Linked DNA regions of Homo sapiens: region 1 is linked to region 2. The links are chromatin loops, found by intact Hi-C in ENCODE. Cell type or tissue: ascending aorta. All regions are shown on one strand.

Evidence for each region. Hi-C counts contacts between places; a loop is a spot of excess contacts. Peaks named below come from ENCODE experiments on the same cell type or tissue, not always from the same donor. Only the 100,000 strongest peaks of a DNase experiment are listed, where the experiment ranks them.
Region 1: a loop joins it to region 2, with 4 times the contacts of the local background. A loop is called at or near these places in 40 of 110 quality-filtered maps.

What each region holds. Positions count from the first base shown.
Region 1 is chr17:20,308,666-20,316,665 of GRCh38, reverse strand. It overlaps SPECC1 (sperm antigen with calponin homology and coiled-coil domains 1), which reads right to left. Exons shown (of 15, transcript NM_001243439.2): 15 at 1-2,690. The coding sequence ends at 2,601. Among named protein-coding and RNA genes, the nearest start is that of FAM106B, 100 kb to the left of the region's middle. RefSeq lists an enhancer at 928-1,428. In ascending aorta, no CTCF peak of the experiment used is centred here; no DNase peak of the experiment used is centred here.
Region 2 is chr17:19,989,006-19,997,005 of GRCh38, reverse strand. No RefSeq gene overlaps it. Among named protein-coding and RNA genes, the nearest start is that of AKAP10, 15 kb to the right of the region's middle. RefSeq lists enhancers at 1,287-1,786, 1,787-2,288, 3,760-4,293. In ascending aorta, a CTCF peak has its summit at 4,058 (motif pointing left); a DNase peak (open chromatin) is centred at 4,025; H3K4me3 peaks cover 424 bases; H3K27ac peaks cover 342 bases.

The DNA.
Region 1 (8,000 bases), 320 kb before region 2:
GGGCTCAGTGGCTCATGCCTGTAATCCCAGCACTTTGGGAGGCTGAGGCAGGCAGATCACCTTGCCATCAGGAGTTCGAGACCAGCCGGGCCAACATGGTGAAACCCCCTCTTTACTAAAAATACAAAAACATTAGCTGGGTGTGGTGATGGGCACCTGTAATCCCAGCCACATGGGAGGCTGAGGCAGGAGAATCGCTTAAACACGGGCGGCGGAGGTTGCAGTGAGCTGAGACGGTGCTATTGCCCTCCAGCCTGGGCAATAAGGATGAAACTCCATCTCAAAATAAATAAGTAAAAATAAAAAACAGAACCAATCACAGAAAACACCCACTCCCACTCCGGGTATCCCAAGACAGCAACTGCCTCCCCACATAAAACCCTGGACTAATTCCAGCTTAAATCTAACAACCAACAGCTCAACTCAACTACTTGGGATATTACTTTCCCCCACTTTAATGGTGGGCAAAGAAGAAGTACAGGGTTAATAAAAAAAAAATGCTTCAAACAAGTGCCTGAATCAGCAGAAGTAGTAACTTTCAGGTTGAATTGGTTCTATGTGTCGAGTTTCATTTAAATACAAAGGCATGGGTGATGTAATGACCATCGCCCAACAGCTGCTCAGGAGCTCCCGCAGGCTGCCTGCCTTGTGGCTGCCAGGGGAAGGTGTCCACCCCTCAGTGGTTCTCCAAGCAGCTGTGCTTCAGTCGCCTAAAGAACTTACAAAACATGTGAACTGCATCTCTGGTCCCATTCCAGACATTCTGAAGTTAACCAACTAGGGCAGCCAAGAGTGTTTTCAAAAGGGTCCACTGTAGGTTCTGATGCAGAGCTGCAGCTGGGATGCACTAACAGGGGGGCGGAGTTCTTGTCTCAAGGTGGCTTGAGAATCAGGGATCTGCTGACCCGTGCAGCCCAGTTGCCACCTCTGCAAAGGTCTGGCTTGGAGGAAGGGACTGAGCTCCTACCTCTCCAGGAATGGTAAGGGGCTGGACCTGCAGCCTCTAGAACCTGGCTCTGAACCAGTGGCTCAGATCAGCAATCAGAGATGTACTTTGAATAGTAATGGCAGTCACTGTCATTCTCGGTGACTCACTGGAAGGATGATCCTTTGTTGGAGGGGCGCTAACACGCTATTTGGCACTTAAAACAGCAAGGGATGGGCATTACCCATTTCCCTCAAACAACTGTGTGAGCCACGCCCTCACTCGCTGTGTAGTGCACACAGATCCGCCCAGAAGAACACGGCAGAGCCACCAGATGGGCACTCGGGCCGGACTGAGCACTTCTGAGGGACTGGGGCACCGCTGGGGAGGGCTCTGCTGCCACTTAAGGTGACCAGTAGGATGCTGGGGCAACTGCATTCTTCTTTGTTAGTTATAAATGTGCCCTCACCGCCCACCCCTAAGGGCTTTTCCCATGCCGATGAAAGAGGCCTGGGGAAGCACTAAAGGCCAAATCAGTCCAGAGCCGAAATACTGTTGGGATTTGCTGTCAGCCCAGCATCCCCAGAGGCACACACCCTCAGCCTGCTCAACCCTGTAAAGCAGACACAGGCCATTCACACATGTGACCTCCTGTCAAGTTCTGTGGGGTACAAGCCTGTGTGGATGTGAACGGGAGGGTAAACGAATGGGAGGACAAAGGCGCAGGTGACGAGGACTGCGGTTTCCCTACTGTGAAAGCCGCGAGCTGCTCAGGAGCACACAGACTTTGGTGGCAGAGGTGTGGGGCACCTCCCAGGGACTCCAGCAAAGCAGCCAGGGGCTCCCTTGCATTCTCACAGGCTTTCCTTTTGCTACAATAAATCAAATAAGGGATGGTGAGAGCTAAAAGTGAATCAAGTTCCAGGTGTTAACATTGTTACCTAGAACTCCCATTTTTCCCCAAAAGGCTGAGTGCGCACGCACGTTTCCAGGTTGCCCTGGAACAAATGTTTATTTTTTGTGTTTTGTTGTTTTTTTTTGGGGGGGGAGGGGGGAAGGGAGGGTTCACAAGGGCAAAGTTTTGGGTTTTATCATTTTTTTGAGACAGGGTCTGGCTCTTTCACACAGGCTGGAGTGCAGTGGTATGCTCATAGCTCACTGCAGCCTCGAACTCCTGGGCTCAAACGATCCTACTGCCTTGGCTTCCTAAAGTGCTGGGATTACAGCCACGAGCTACCACACCCAGCCAAGGGCAAAGGTTTCATAAAGGCAAAGCCGGGATATTTTTAACAACAGCAACCAAAAGACTGATTTGGAGATGTTCTTTGTCTGAATTTCTGCAGATAATGTGTTCGTTCAGCCACCCAATATAATCAGCAAAACAAGCCTGGGTGTGGGGTCTTGGTCTGGAAGGAGGGAGGCTGCCCTCTTTAGAAGCATCCCACAAGAGATCAAAGAGTCCCCAATTTACAGTCCAGCTGCATTTGCATTTCAGACAGGTACATCGTGGGACCCACTCTGTTTCTTATTTGGGTGTTGGTCCACTTGGATTGAGCCTGTCTTTGAAGTCTAGGCAGCTGGGTGGTGGGCAGAGCAGGGTCAGTGGACAGTAATCAGGCGCTTCCAGGAAAAGCTGCAGTAGGTGGCAATGGTGGCTGCCCCAGGCCCTCCAGGGTTACGTCTCAAAGTACTTGTAGATTTGGGCCACGTACTGCATCACACTCTGCCAGTCGGGCCGGTCTGTGTACAGCATCTCGCTGAGTTCCTGCAGGGGAAGGGAATGGGGGACAGATCACAAGGCAGGACATCACAGACCCCTTCCCCTCAAGGACTTCAGTCCAGGTTAGGGCTTACACTGCCTGGAAACCCTCCACTTACACAGACAGAACGTGAAGGCCAGCACAGGTGGTGCTGAAAGCGATGAGTTAAAGGACTTTTCCTCCCACTTATTCAGGAGATACTGTCCCTTTCCAAAAACGGAAAACATGACCTCCCACTGCTTTTATCTTTTAACCATATGACAGCATTTAAACAAGTTTTAAAAAGCAAAAATCACCCATAATTTCACTATTAAAATGATTTCCAAGTTTCTAAATTACATTTGAATCCACCTCTAATTCCCCAGACTCCCAGCACACTGCACGCGCTATTACGTGGGCTGTGCCATTACGTGGGCTGAGCATTTCACACCCGGGTCCCCGTGCTGCTGTGCCACTGTGCGGGCTGCCATTCTAGTGAATGTGCACTCACCAGGGAAACTGCTGTCCACAAGGGACATGGCATCCAGTGTACGCTCACCTCGTGACCACCACAGACTCTGCAATCAGCATCTTTGTGCAGTATTGTTTCCTTCTGTCGAACTAGTCCCTCAAGATAAATTACTGAGTGGGATTATCACAAAAGCCTTGAACCAATTTCAAATGCAACCATTTATTTTACCAGCATTGTTACTACTTAATGTGTTTTTTTGTTTGTTTGTTATTTAATACAGTTTGGTGATTTTTTGGCTTATTTTTATTTTACTTTTGCTAATTTGCTGGTTTTTACTGACTGATTTATTTTTGTTCATTTTGCAAGTAAGCTTGTAATGAGCATGCATAACATCCAGGCCAGAAAGGGAGGGGCAAGAGGGTGGGCATCCTGTCAGGCACTCAAACTTTTCTGAAATTTGTGCCACTGGACATATTTAATAATTAACTTTGGGATTGAATTTGGATTCTGTGTGGTTAAAAGAGAATAGTAGGAAAGGACCCTGATGTAAAGCCAGAAGCAGAGATGCCATGGAAAAGTAAGGCTGAACTTAGCACATCAGTTCCTGGGGGTTAACAGAGTTGGCTGAGGCTGTTAATGAGCCATTCATCCCCTGATTCAAAATCTGAACAGACTTCACTTATTCTGCTCCCTGGTGATGCTAAAAAATTATCAGCCTATCATTAGTCATGGGAAAGGAGTGGAAGAAGAGTTGGTAGAACATTCCGTGCAGGTACACCTAGAACAATTTTAAAAGAAAAACAAACTTTCACAGAATACAAGAATAGAATGTCTCCTTCTACCTACACTGGCTGTAGTCATGACTGCACACAGACTGAGGCCTGGCAACCTAAAATCCGTACCAAGGAGTGTTGCTAACATGACTTACAGAAAGGAACTGATGAAGAATTGGGCATGCAATTTGGACATAGATGAGCTCTGGGAAAAGAAGGGATACCTACAAACACAAGAGAGATGGCACACTGCACACTTTCCTCTGTATTATGGAAAGGGTGTGTCTTTAATCTCAGAGAGGACTCCGAAGTCCAATCAATATTCAGTTTTGAGCAGACAATCTTACATGCTTGAACTTCATAACTGAACTAAAAATATTTAGTACATTGTTAACATATTTGAGAATTTGTGAAAAGATGTTATACATTTCAGAAGACAGAGTATGCTGCATTAGTAACAATCTTATAGTGCATGACATTTGTTTGAATTAGTAGTTAAGACCCTCCAAAAGATACCAGACCCAGATGATTTCACTTGTGAATTCTATCAAATACTTAAGGAAGAAATAATACCAATTCTACACAATCTCTTCAAAAAATGGAAGAGGAGAGAATAATTCCCAACTCATTCCAGGATCCCAACATTATCCTGATACCAAAACTAGACATAAACATTACAGGAAATCTACATGCCAATTTCTCATGAATACACAATCTATTAACCTATAAAAGTATAATACATCATGATCAAGTGAGGTTCATCCCAGGAACACAAGGCTGGTTCAACATTTGTAAACTGATGTAATTCGTCACATTAACTAACTGAACAAGAAAAACCATATGATCAAATCAACAGATGAAGAAAAAGCATTACACAAAATTCCACAATCAAGATAGTTTTTATAGGTGGTAACTCTCAACAAACTAGGAAGAGAAGGGAACCTCTTTTACCTAGCAAAGGATATGTATAAAAAACCAACAGCTGACATCATACTTAATGGTGAAAGACCTGAACATTCCCCCCGTAAAATCATGAACAAGGCAAGGATGTCCTTTCTCATCTGTCCTATTTAAAACTGTACTGGACTGTAATCCCAGCACTTTGGGAGGCCGAGGCGGGTGGATCACCTGAGGTCAGGAGTTCAAGGCAGGCCTGGCAAACATGTTGAAACTCCGTCTCTACTAAAAATACAAAAAAATTAGCCAGGCATGGTGACAGGTGTCTATAATCCCAGTTACTCAGGAGGCTGAGACAGGAGAATCACTTGAACCCAGGAGGCAGAGGTTGCAGTGAGCCGAGATCATGCCATTGCACCCCAGGCCTGGGTGACAGAGCAAGACTCCATCTCAAAAACAAAAACAAAAACAAAAACAAAAAAAAAATGTACTGGAAGTTCTAGCTAGTGCTAAACGGCATGAAAAAGAAACAAATGGCACGCAGATTGGAAAGGGAGACATAAAACTGCCTTTATTTGCAGATGATATGATTGTTTAGAAAAATCCCAAAGCATTTACATGCAGGTTTAGCTAAGTCTCAGGATACAAGGTCAGTATACAAAAGTCCATTGCTGTCCTATGTACCAATTGAACAACTGGATTTTGTAATAAGAAAAACAATAACATTTACAATAGCACCAAAAAAAAAAAAAAAAAAACCCCACTAAGGTCTAAATCTAACAAGGTATGTGCAGAAGGCAGACACAGCTGTCAGGGTGGTTGACGGCATGCGCTCTGGAGCTGCCTGCCTGGCCTTGCCTCTTGCCTTTCCCGCTCATAAGCCATGTGCCTCAGTTTCCTCTTATAGAGTGCATCCACCTTGCAGGACCTCCATGAGGGTCCAACAAGTCCTTGCATGAAAAATGCCCAAAATGGTAAATACATACAGTAAATATGAAAAACAAAATGCTTGTCACACAATCAAGCACAAATTAGCTATTTAAGCACAGCTCATTAAGTTTACACTTGCAGAGTAGGCCCAGCCATGCCTCAGGAATTGCTGCATGGTGACCTCCCTCCACGGGGGCATGCCAGCACCCAGTCCTGCAGCAGCTGTCCTGGTGGGCATGCTGGCACTCAGTGAGCAACAGCCCTCATGGACTACATGGCCTGGTAAAGACACAGCAGCCCTGGGGACACATGTTTTGGCCGTTTTTATGACAGTGACATCACATATCGTCCCTCGCCTAATTCCTTTTCTGGGGAGTTGCTTGCATCTGTAATTGGGCTGGCTAAGATGCTCTCCTTACACGGTGGCTGAGAAAGAACACTTTCTAATATCTGGGGAACACTATAGAGCTTCATTTTTAAAGATCTCATCATCTCACACCAGTCAGAATGGCTATTGATAGAACGTCAAAAAGTAACAGATGCTGACAAGGCTGTGGAGAAAAGGGAATACACTCTTGGTGGAAATGTAAATTAGTTCAGTTACTGTGGAAGGCACTTTGGAGATTTCTCAAAGAACTTAAAACAGAACTACCATTTGACTCAGCAATATCATTACTGGGTATATATCCAGAAGAAAAGAAATCGTTCTATCAAAAACACATGCACACTTATGTTCATCACAGTGCTAGTCACAATAGCAAAGACATGAAATCAACCTAGGTGTCCATCAACAGTAGACTGGATAAAGGGCCGGGCACAGTGGCTCATGCCTGTAATCCCAGCCCTTTGGGAGGCTGAGGTGGGTGGATCACCTGAGGTCAGGAGTTTGAGACCAGCCTGGCTAACATGATGAAACCCCATTTCTACTAAAAAAAATACAAAAAATTAGCTGGGCATGGTGGTGCGTGCCTATAATCCCAGCTACTCAGGAGGCTGAGGCAGAAGAATTGCTTGAACCCGGAAGTCGGAGGTTGCAGTGAGCCAAGATTGCACCATTGCACTCTATCTTGGGCAACAAGGCGAAATTCCATCTCAAAAAAAAAAAAAAAAAAAAGAAAAGGAGAAAGAAAACCAGTAGACTGGATAAAGAAAATGTGGTACATATATACCATGGAATACTATGCAGCCATAAAAAGAACAAAATCATGTCCTTTGCAGCAGCGTGGATTCAGCTAGGGGCCATTATCCTCAGCAAACTAATGCACAAACAGAAAACCAAATAAGACATGTTCTCACTTATAAATGGAGCTCAACATTGGGTAGTCATGGACATAAAGATGGGGACAGTAGACACTGGGGACTACAAGAGGGAGAAAGGAGGGAGGGAGGCAAGGGCTGAAAAACTATCGGCTACTATGTGCCTATCTGGGTGACAGGATCACTCATATCCCAAACCTCAGCATCATCCAGTGTACCCATGTAACAAACCTGTACATGTACTCCTTGAATCTAAAATAAAAGTTGAAATTATAAAAATAAAGATCTCATCCTAATATGTTATACCCCAGAAACTTATATTTACTTGAATATAAACATATAAGACAATTTTCCTGGCATAATCTAACAACAGAACTTGACTGAAGATTTGGGGATTACTGCTGTCACTTCTGACTGGGTGTAGTTTTAAAGTGTCATGTGTAATTCAACATACTGGATTTTCCAATCCACATCAAGGTACTGAAAAGCAAATTTAAGAATGTAGGAAATTTCTATTTTGTTGGTGGAAAAAGCCGGGAAAGTGCTCACAAACACTCCTAAGTGCCTTTGAGATTAATTATCATGTGTGTCAGCAGCTCCTCACAGACCATCCACACCAATGAAACCCCTGGCTCTGACAATTAGGACAACAAAATGACCTCATTCACTTCCCAGCTCACTAACTTCTATAGCACATTAGATGAAAATTAAGAAAAAGATATTATATTTAAACAGAAGTAAATATTAATTACAACACTACAAAGAAAAATGTATTCTGTGTAAAATATAATCTTCCAACAAGGTCTCATTGTATCTTTATCCTTACCTGATCTCTCTGTTGGTACTCCTTAGTTTTGTTGTTTCTGAAGGGAGATCCCTGCTACTCCACCCTGGTCAGATGTGTAAGTTTCCTCACACCTTTTTAAATTTCCCAGACTTGTAAATACACAATAGGGATATCTGCGTCTTAAAGATTTAGCAAAATCTGGGCTGATGGGGATATTTTT
Region 2 (8,000 bases):
TAAAAGACAGGCTAAGAATGCCTGCAATCTTCACGGCTAGTCCAAGAAGTCAAAAAGAAGAAATGAGCGCTGATTTAAAAAAATAAACAAACAAAAAACTACCGATGCAGAGGCTGGCAGCAAGGACTGAAGGACTGTACAGTACTTGCCTGGAGCAGGCGGATGGCCACACCCCTGCGAAGCCTGCTCAGCTGGCTGGGGGACGCTCCAGTGTGTGAGTGGCAGGATGCAGGGTACTTCCTCTGCCAGGGAGTTGCACTGGGGAGATCCTCCCCCACTCACACTTTGGCAGCTGGGGCTTTGGAATGTGACTTAGCTTCTGTCAAAGGGTCAATCCACCCTTTGATATATGATGCAAAGGCGAACATATGATGCAAAGGTGAGAGAACAGCCCAAATTAGGACTTTTACCACAGCTGTGGAGGTGGACAGCGACAGTGGTGGGCCCTGGCCAGACTTTTCATGCTCAAAGGTGGTGGTTGTTCTTCCTACTTCTTGTCCCTCCAGGGCTTCCTTTGCCTGTGTGCTGAACCTGCTTCTTTTAATTTTTTTTAACTTTTTTAAATTTTTAATTGTTTTAATTAAAACAAATTTTGAAAACTGTCTGAACCTGCTTTTGAACCCTGCTATGATTTGAATGTTTGTCCCCTGCCAAACTGATTTTGAAACTTAATCTCCAAAGTGGCAATATTGAGATGGGGCTTTAAGCAGTGACTGGATCATGAGAGCTCTGACCTCATGAGTGGATTAATGGATTAATGAGTTGTCATGGGAGTGGCATCAGTGGCTTTATAAGAGGAAGAATTAAGACCTGAGCTAGCATGGTCGCCCCTTCACCATTTGATATCTTACACTGCCTAGGGGCTCTGCAGAGAGTCCCCACCAACAAGAAGGCTCTCACCAGATACAGCTCCTCAACCTTGTACTTCTCAGCCTCTGTAACTGTAAGAAATAAATGCCTTTTCTTTATGAATTACCCAGTTTCAGATATTCTGTTATAAACAATAGAAAACGAACTAAGGCAAACTCTCATGATTCTACTGCCATGCCATTCCAATAAACTCCCTTTATGCTTAAGAGAGCCAGAGTTGGCCAGGCGTGGTGACTCACGCCTGTAATTCCAGCACTTTGGGAGGCCGAGGCAGGTGGATCACAAGGTCAGGAGATCGAGACCATCCTGGCTAACACGGTGAAACCCCGTCTCTACTAAAAATACAAAAAAATTAGCTGGGCGTGGTAGTGGGTGCCTGTAGTCCCAGCTACTCGGGAGGCTGAAGCAGGAGGAGAATGGCGTGGACCCAGGAGGCGGAGCTTGCAGTGAGTCGAGATCGTGCCACTGCACTCCAGCCTGGGTGACAGAATGAGACTCCGTCTCAAAAAAAAAGAGAGCCAGAGTTTATTTCTGTTGCTTGCAACCAAGAAATCTGGCTGGTGCACTGAAGTTTCCATAAATAATAGCAATTTAAAGACTCTTTCCAAGCCAGGCAATGCCTAGCCTTGTGTAGTCCTTGTGGTAATACATTCATTCATTCATTTGTTCAACCAACTGTGCTCCAGAGACTAAGAATACAAAAATGGGGGCCGGGTGTGGTGGCTCACACCTATAATCCTAGCACTTTGGGAGGCCGAGGCAGGTAGATCACCTGAGGTCAGGAGTTCGAGACCAACCTGGCCAAAATGGTGAAACCCCTACTCTACTAAAAATACAAAAAATTAGCTGGGGGTGGTGGCGGACACCTGTAATCCCAGCTACTCGTGAGACTGAGGCAGGAGAATCACTTGAACCCGGGAGGCAGAGGTTGCAGTGAGCCGAGATCGCACCACTGCACTCCAGCCTGGGCAACAAGAGCGAAACTCCACCTCGAAAAAAAAAAAAAAAAAAAAAGAGGGCCGGGGCTGGGCGCAGTGGCTCACGCCTGTAATCCCAGCACTCTGGGAGGCCAAGGCAGGAGAATTACGAGGTCAGCAGATCGAGACCAGCCTGACCAACATGGTGAAACCCCATCTCTACTAAAAATACAAAAATTATCCGGGCGTGGTGGCGCACACCTCTAGTCCCAGCTACTTGGGAGGCTGAGGCAGGAGAATCGCTTGAACCCGGGAGGCAGAGGTTGCAGTGAGCCGAAATCATGCCACTGCACTCCAGCCTGGGTGACAGAGTGAGACTCCGTCTCAAAAAAAAAATAAAAAAAAAAAAAGAATTCAAAAATTGTAGAGTTATAGTGTGCTTCTAGTTTAGTTGAGAGGACATCTGTCCTTCAAGGAAGGCTAGAATCTATACCCTGAGTCCTTACTGAAATCAATCCAGCAGTCAAAACATGGGACCAACGATCACAGCAGTAAGATAGGAAGAGCACCTTTGTACATTTAGCTCATGTTGAGATAAGCCACTGACAGAGCTGAAGGAAGCTCACAGTTCTGGGTTCCATCCTTTGGCATTTAAAAAGAAAAGTGCTAAGAAAATTCGGTTGGTCACGGTGGCTCACGCCTGTAATCCCAACACTTTGAGAGGCCAAGGCAGGCAGATCACGAGGTCAGGAGTTCGAAACCAGCCTGGCCAACATGGTGAAACCCCGTCTCTACTAAAAACAGAAAAATTAGCCGGGCATGGTGGCGCATGCCTATAATCCCAGCTACTCAGGAGGCTGAGGCAGGAGAATTGCTTGAACCCGGGAGGGGGAGGTTGCAGCGAGTGAGAGCAGGCCACTGCACTCCAGCCTGGGAGACAGAGCAAGACTCTGTCTCAAAAAAAAAAAAGAAAAAAAGAAAGAAAGGAAAAAAAGAAAGAAAAAAAAAGAAAAAAGAAAATTCAGGCCAGGCCAGGCCTGGTGGCTCACACCTGTAATCCCAACACTTTGGGAGGCTGAAGCGAGACGGTGCCTTAGCCCAGGAGTTTGAGACCAGCCTGAGCAACATAGCGAGACCCTGTCTCTATAAAAAAAAATTTTTTTTTGGCCAGACGCAGTGGCTCACGCCTGTAATCCCAGCACTTTGGGAGGCCGAGGCAGGTGGATCACGAGGTCAGGAGATGGAGACCATCCTGGCTAACACGGTGAAACCCCATCTCTACTAAAAAATACAAAAAATTAACCGGGCGTGGTGGCGGGCGCCTGTAGTCCCAGCTACTCGGGAGGCTGAGGCAGGAGAATGGCGTGAACCCGGGAGGCGGAGCTTGCAGTGAGCCGAGATTGCGCCACTGCACTCCAGACTGGGAGAGAGTGAGACTCCGTCTCAAAAAAAAAAAAAAAAAAAAAAAATTAATTGTCAGGTGTGCTGGCATGCAGCTGTAGTCCTAGCTACTCGGGAGGCTGAGGTAAGAAGATCGCTTGAGCCCAGGAGTTCAAGGCTGCAGTAATAGTGCCTCTCACTCTACCCTGGGTGACAATGAGACCCTCTCTCAAAAAGAAAGAAAAAAGGGAAAGAAGAAAAGAAAGAAAGAAAGAGAAGAAAGGAAGGAAGAAAGAAAGAAAAAGAAAAGGAAGGAAGGAAGAAGAAAAAAAAAGAAAGAAAGAAAAGAGAGAGAAGTTCAAAGACCAAAGGGTCAGGATCCCAAAATAGTTTTTATGTTTTATTTATTTATTTACTTATTTATTTTTGAGACAGTATGGCTCTGTCGCCCAGGCTGGAGTGCAGTGATGCGATTGCGGCTCACTGCAGCCTCCAAACTGGGCTCAGGTGGCCCTCCCACCTCAGCCTCCCGAGTAGCTGGGACCACAGGCGCGTGCCACCATGCCCAGCTAATTTTTTAATTCTTTGTAGAGATGAGGTCTCTATATGCTGCCCAGGCTGGTCTCGAGCTCCTGGGCTTAAGCCATCCACCCGCCTGGGCCTCCCAAAGTGCTGGGATTACAGAAGTGAGCCACCGCGCCTAATCGGGTGGTTTGTTTGTTTATTGACGGGGTCTCGCTGCTGCCCAGGCTGGAGTGCCAGTGGCTGTTCACAGGTGCAGTCCTGGAGCATTGCATCAGCTCTTGGGCTCTAGCGATCCTCCAGAGTAGCTGCAGCTGGGATTCCAGGCGCGCCACCGCGCGGGGCTCAGAATGGGTTTTTATATTGAGGGTTATGCTGCCACCTAGAGGATATATGTAGTACCGAACTGTGTGCGCAGGGAGGCTGAGGTTGCAGTGAGCCAAGATGATGCCAGGGCACTCCAGCGTGGGTGACAGAGCAAGATTTCATCTCAAAAAAAAAAAAAAAAAAAAAAAAAAAAGAATTGAAAGTAAGGTCTTGAAGAGATATTTGTGCCTGTATGGTCATAGCAGTATTAACTTTGACCCACTAGCTAAAACACAAAAGCAACATGTGTCTGTCAGCAGGTGAACGGATAAACAAAATGTGGTATATATGTACAATTGAATATTATTCAGCCTTTAAAAAGGAATAAAAGGCTGGATGCGGGGGCTCACGCCTGTAATCCTAACACTTTGGGAGACTGAGGTGGGTGGATCACCCGAGGTTAGGAGTTTGAGAACAGCCTGGCCAACATGGTGAAACTTCATCTCTACTAAAAATACTAAAATTAGCCGGGCATGGTGGCACTTGTCTGTAATCCAAGCTACTGGGGAGGCTAAGGCAGGAGAATTGCTTGAACTCAGGAGCCGGAGGTTGCAGTGAGCTAAGATGGCACCACTGCACTCCAGCCTGGGCAACAGAGTGAGACTCCATCTCAAAACAAACAAACAAAAAATTATTATTTCCAAAGAAACAAGACCCTGGGTCCATTTCCCAGCCCACACCTGATGTTGACTCACAACACACAGCCTGGTTTGCTATGAGCCTGCTTCATTTAATTGTCACCTTAACTTCACATCACCCTCAAGTCCTGGAATAACTCTTTGCTGACCTTTGTGTGCTGAGCCATCTCCATGTCGCTCAACGTGCAGTCCCTCTCACTGCACTGAGTCAATAGCCAGACGTGGTCTGACTGCAGGGTCATCCTTGGTGGCTTAGGCTGACTCGGGCATAGCAGGGTGCTCTGAGACCTCACCGCATATAGGCTTTGCCCCCAATAAACTCTATATAATATTCATATTATGTGGTCTGGGTGTGTGTAGCTTTGCACTGTCTTCTCGTGACAGTGCCCTCAACCTCTTTCCCAGGATTTCCTCCTCTACCTCCTCAAGTCCCACTGCTCTGCAAAGACCAAAAGCTGCAGAGTCCCAGCTCCCTCCTTTACACCCCACGACGCAGCCTCCTCTCTCAGAACCCTTTAAACAGAGTCTTTTACTGCAGATCCCAAGAACAGCCACACCCCTCTCTCCCACCCACTCCAGACACACCCAGGTAATTATAGCACCCAGGGTAACTATGTAGATGGAGTCCCTGGAACATGTGGATAGTGCCCCCTGGGAGTATGCAAAAGCAACATTGCTGGCACCTGCAGAGAACAGGGTGACATCCAGGAATCAGAGCATGGGCCTCTGGGAGGTAGGGATGTGGCCAGGCAGGCTGCCAAAAATTGGTAGAGCAAGGCCACAGGATCTTTCTGACCTTCCTTCCAAACAGAGGCTCCTGTACTGGTGATCCCTGTGTTGATTGACCACTCCCTTCCTGGGGGTCGTGGTCTCTGTCCCAGTTGCCCGGACTTCTGTGAGTGTCCTACTGAGGTCCTTTTCATGAGAAGCATGCTGTCCTTCCACCTGCTGGGAGCAAGAGTGACAACTTCAATACTATAATAGCAGTGGCATACAGAGAAGAAGAAAGATGAAGTGGCAAGAAAAACAGGCTTCCAAGCAGGAGTTTTTCTATAAAAACAAAAACGTTTACAAGCAAACTTTTTATAAAGGGCTAGATAGTAAATATTTTAGGCTTTGAGAGCCACATAGACTTGTTTGCAGGGACTCAATGTCGCTATTGTAGTTTGAAAGCAGCCATCAGGGTTATGTAAATGAGTGAGTCTGATTTTGTTTCAGCAAAATTTTATTTACCAAAACAGACAATGAGTGGGCTGGATTTGGCCCATGATCCTTAGTTTGCCAACTCCTGCTTTGGGCTCACCCAGATCTGATTTTGAATTCTGGCTCTGCTACTGGTTAGCTGCAGGAGCTTGGAAGGCTCTCTGAGCCTGTTTCCTCATCTGTAAAATTAAAGCAATAATTTCTAACACTCAAGAGTGTTACCTCACGCCTGTAATCCCAGCACTTTGGAGGCTGAGGCAGGCGGATCACCTGAGGTCAGAAGTTCAAGACCAGCGTGGCCAACGTGGCAAAACCCTGTCTCTACTAAAAAATACAAAAAGTAGCCGGGCATGGTGGCGCGCATCTGTAATCCCAGCTACTTGGGAGGCTGAGGCAGGGATACTGCTAGAACCTGGGAGGTGGAGCGTGCAGTGAGTGGAGATCACACCTCCACACTCCAGCCTGGCCGACAGAGCGAGACTCCATCTCAAAAAAAAAAAAAAAAAGAGTGTTAGAAGGTTTTGAGATAATGAATAAAAGATGCCTTGTGTATACTAAGTATTCAACAACTGATAGCTGCATTGGTCTAATTATAACAGTTTAGAAGCGATTGAGTCAACAAATGCTGGATTTGTCAGGGAGGACTTCCTATCAGGAGGTAGATCTTGGGCTGAGTCCTGAAGCAAAGATAGGCATTGGATAGAGGAGTTGAGAGAACACCCTAGGACTGTTATTATTATTATTCGACACGGAGTCTCTTGCTCTGTCACCCAGGCTGGAGTGCAGTGGCGCGATCTCGGCTCACTGCAACCTCTGCCTCCCAGGTTCAAGCGATTCTCCTGCCTCCTAAGTAGCTGAGACTACAGGTGTGTGCCACCACACCCGGCTAATTTTTATATTTTTAGTAGAGACAGAGTTTCACCATGTTGGCCATGCTGGTCTCGAACTCCTGACTTCAGGTGATCCACCCGCCTCAGCCTCCCAAAGTGCTGGAATAACAGATGTGAGCCACCGCACCCAGCCCAGAACCATTTTTCAATCCTTGGCTCTGCCTTTTATTAGCTGCAAGATCTCAGGCAATTTATTTAACCTCTCCAAAGACTCATTTTCTCATTCACAAAATGAGGCAAATAATAATATCTACTATCCCAGGTTGTCATGAGAATTAAATGCAACATGACATTTAATGAAATGAGAAGTCCCTTGGACATTAACTGGCTAAAGTATGTGCTCGACAAGGATATCATTTTAGGTGGATACTTAGCATCTCAGAACTGATGCTCACAATGGAATATCATTGAAACGCATTAAAATTCATTTTAAATGATTGTAGGTAGTGAGGCAATTGAAAGAAGAAGACAAGAGGACTGATTATAATGCTTCAGGCTCACTAGTCTCCTTTTAGGAGGGAAAAACAATTTCAAGTTAAATTTTAGGCTCTAGATTTTTACCCCTGCTGCTCATTAGAATCACCCAGATTGATGAAATCAGAGCCCATCTGAGGCTGTGTTTTTCATCTCCAGAATGAGAGCTGTTGTGGGGATTAAGTTTTTGAAAAAGTACATCTAACAGGTGATCGAAAATGATAGTGATATTATTGCAGTGATGGTCATTATTGTTGTTATTATTATACTGAAAGAGGCTTCAGTTTTCTGATCCATAAAGTGAGGGAATTGCATGAGACCATTGCTAAGATTCCTTCTAGCTCTGTTTTTTTGTTTTTGTTTTTTAGACAGAGTCTCTGTCGCCCAGGCTGGAGTGCAATGGCATGATCTTGGCTCACTGCAACCTCCGCCTCCCGGGTTCAAATGATCCTCCTGTCTCAGCCTCCGAAGTAGCTGGGACTACAGGCACACACCACCATGCCCAGCTAACTTTTATATTTTTAATAGAGGTGGGGTTTCACCATATTGGTCAGGCTGGTCTCAAACTCCTGACCTCAGGTGATCCACCCGCCTCGGCCTCCCAACATGCTGGGATTACAGGCATGAGCCACTGTGCCCAACCCCTTCTAGCTTTCTTGATCACTGATTCTAGGGTTCTCTGCTGAAATATATTTGAGACATCCTGGATAAAAGATCATGCAAGAGCTCCCAATATGGTA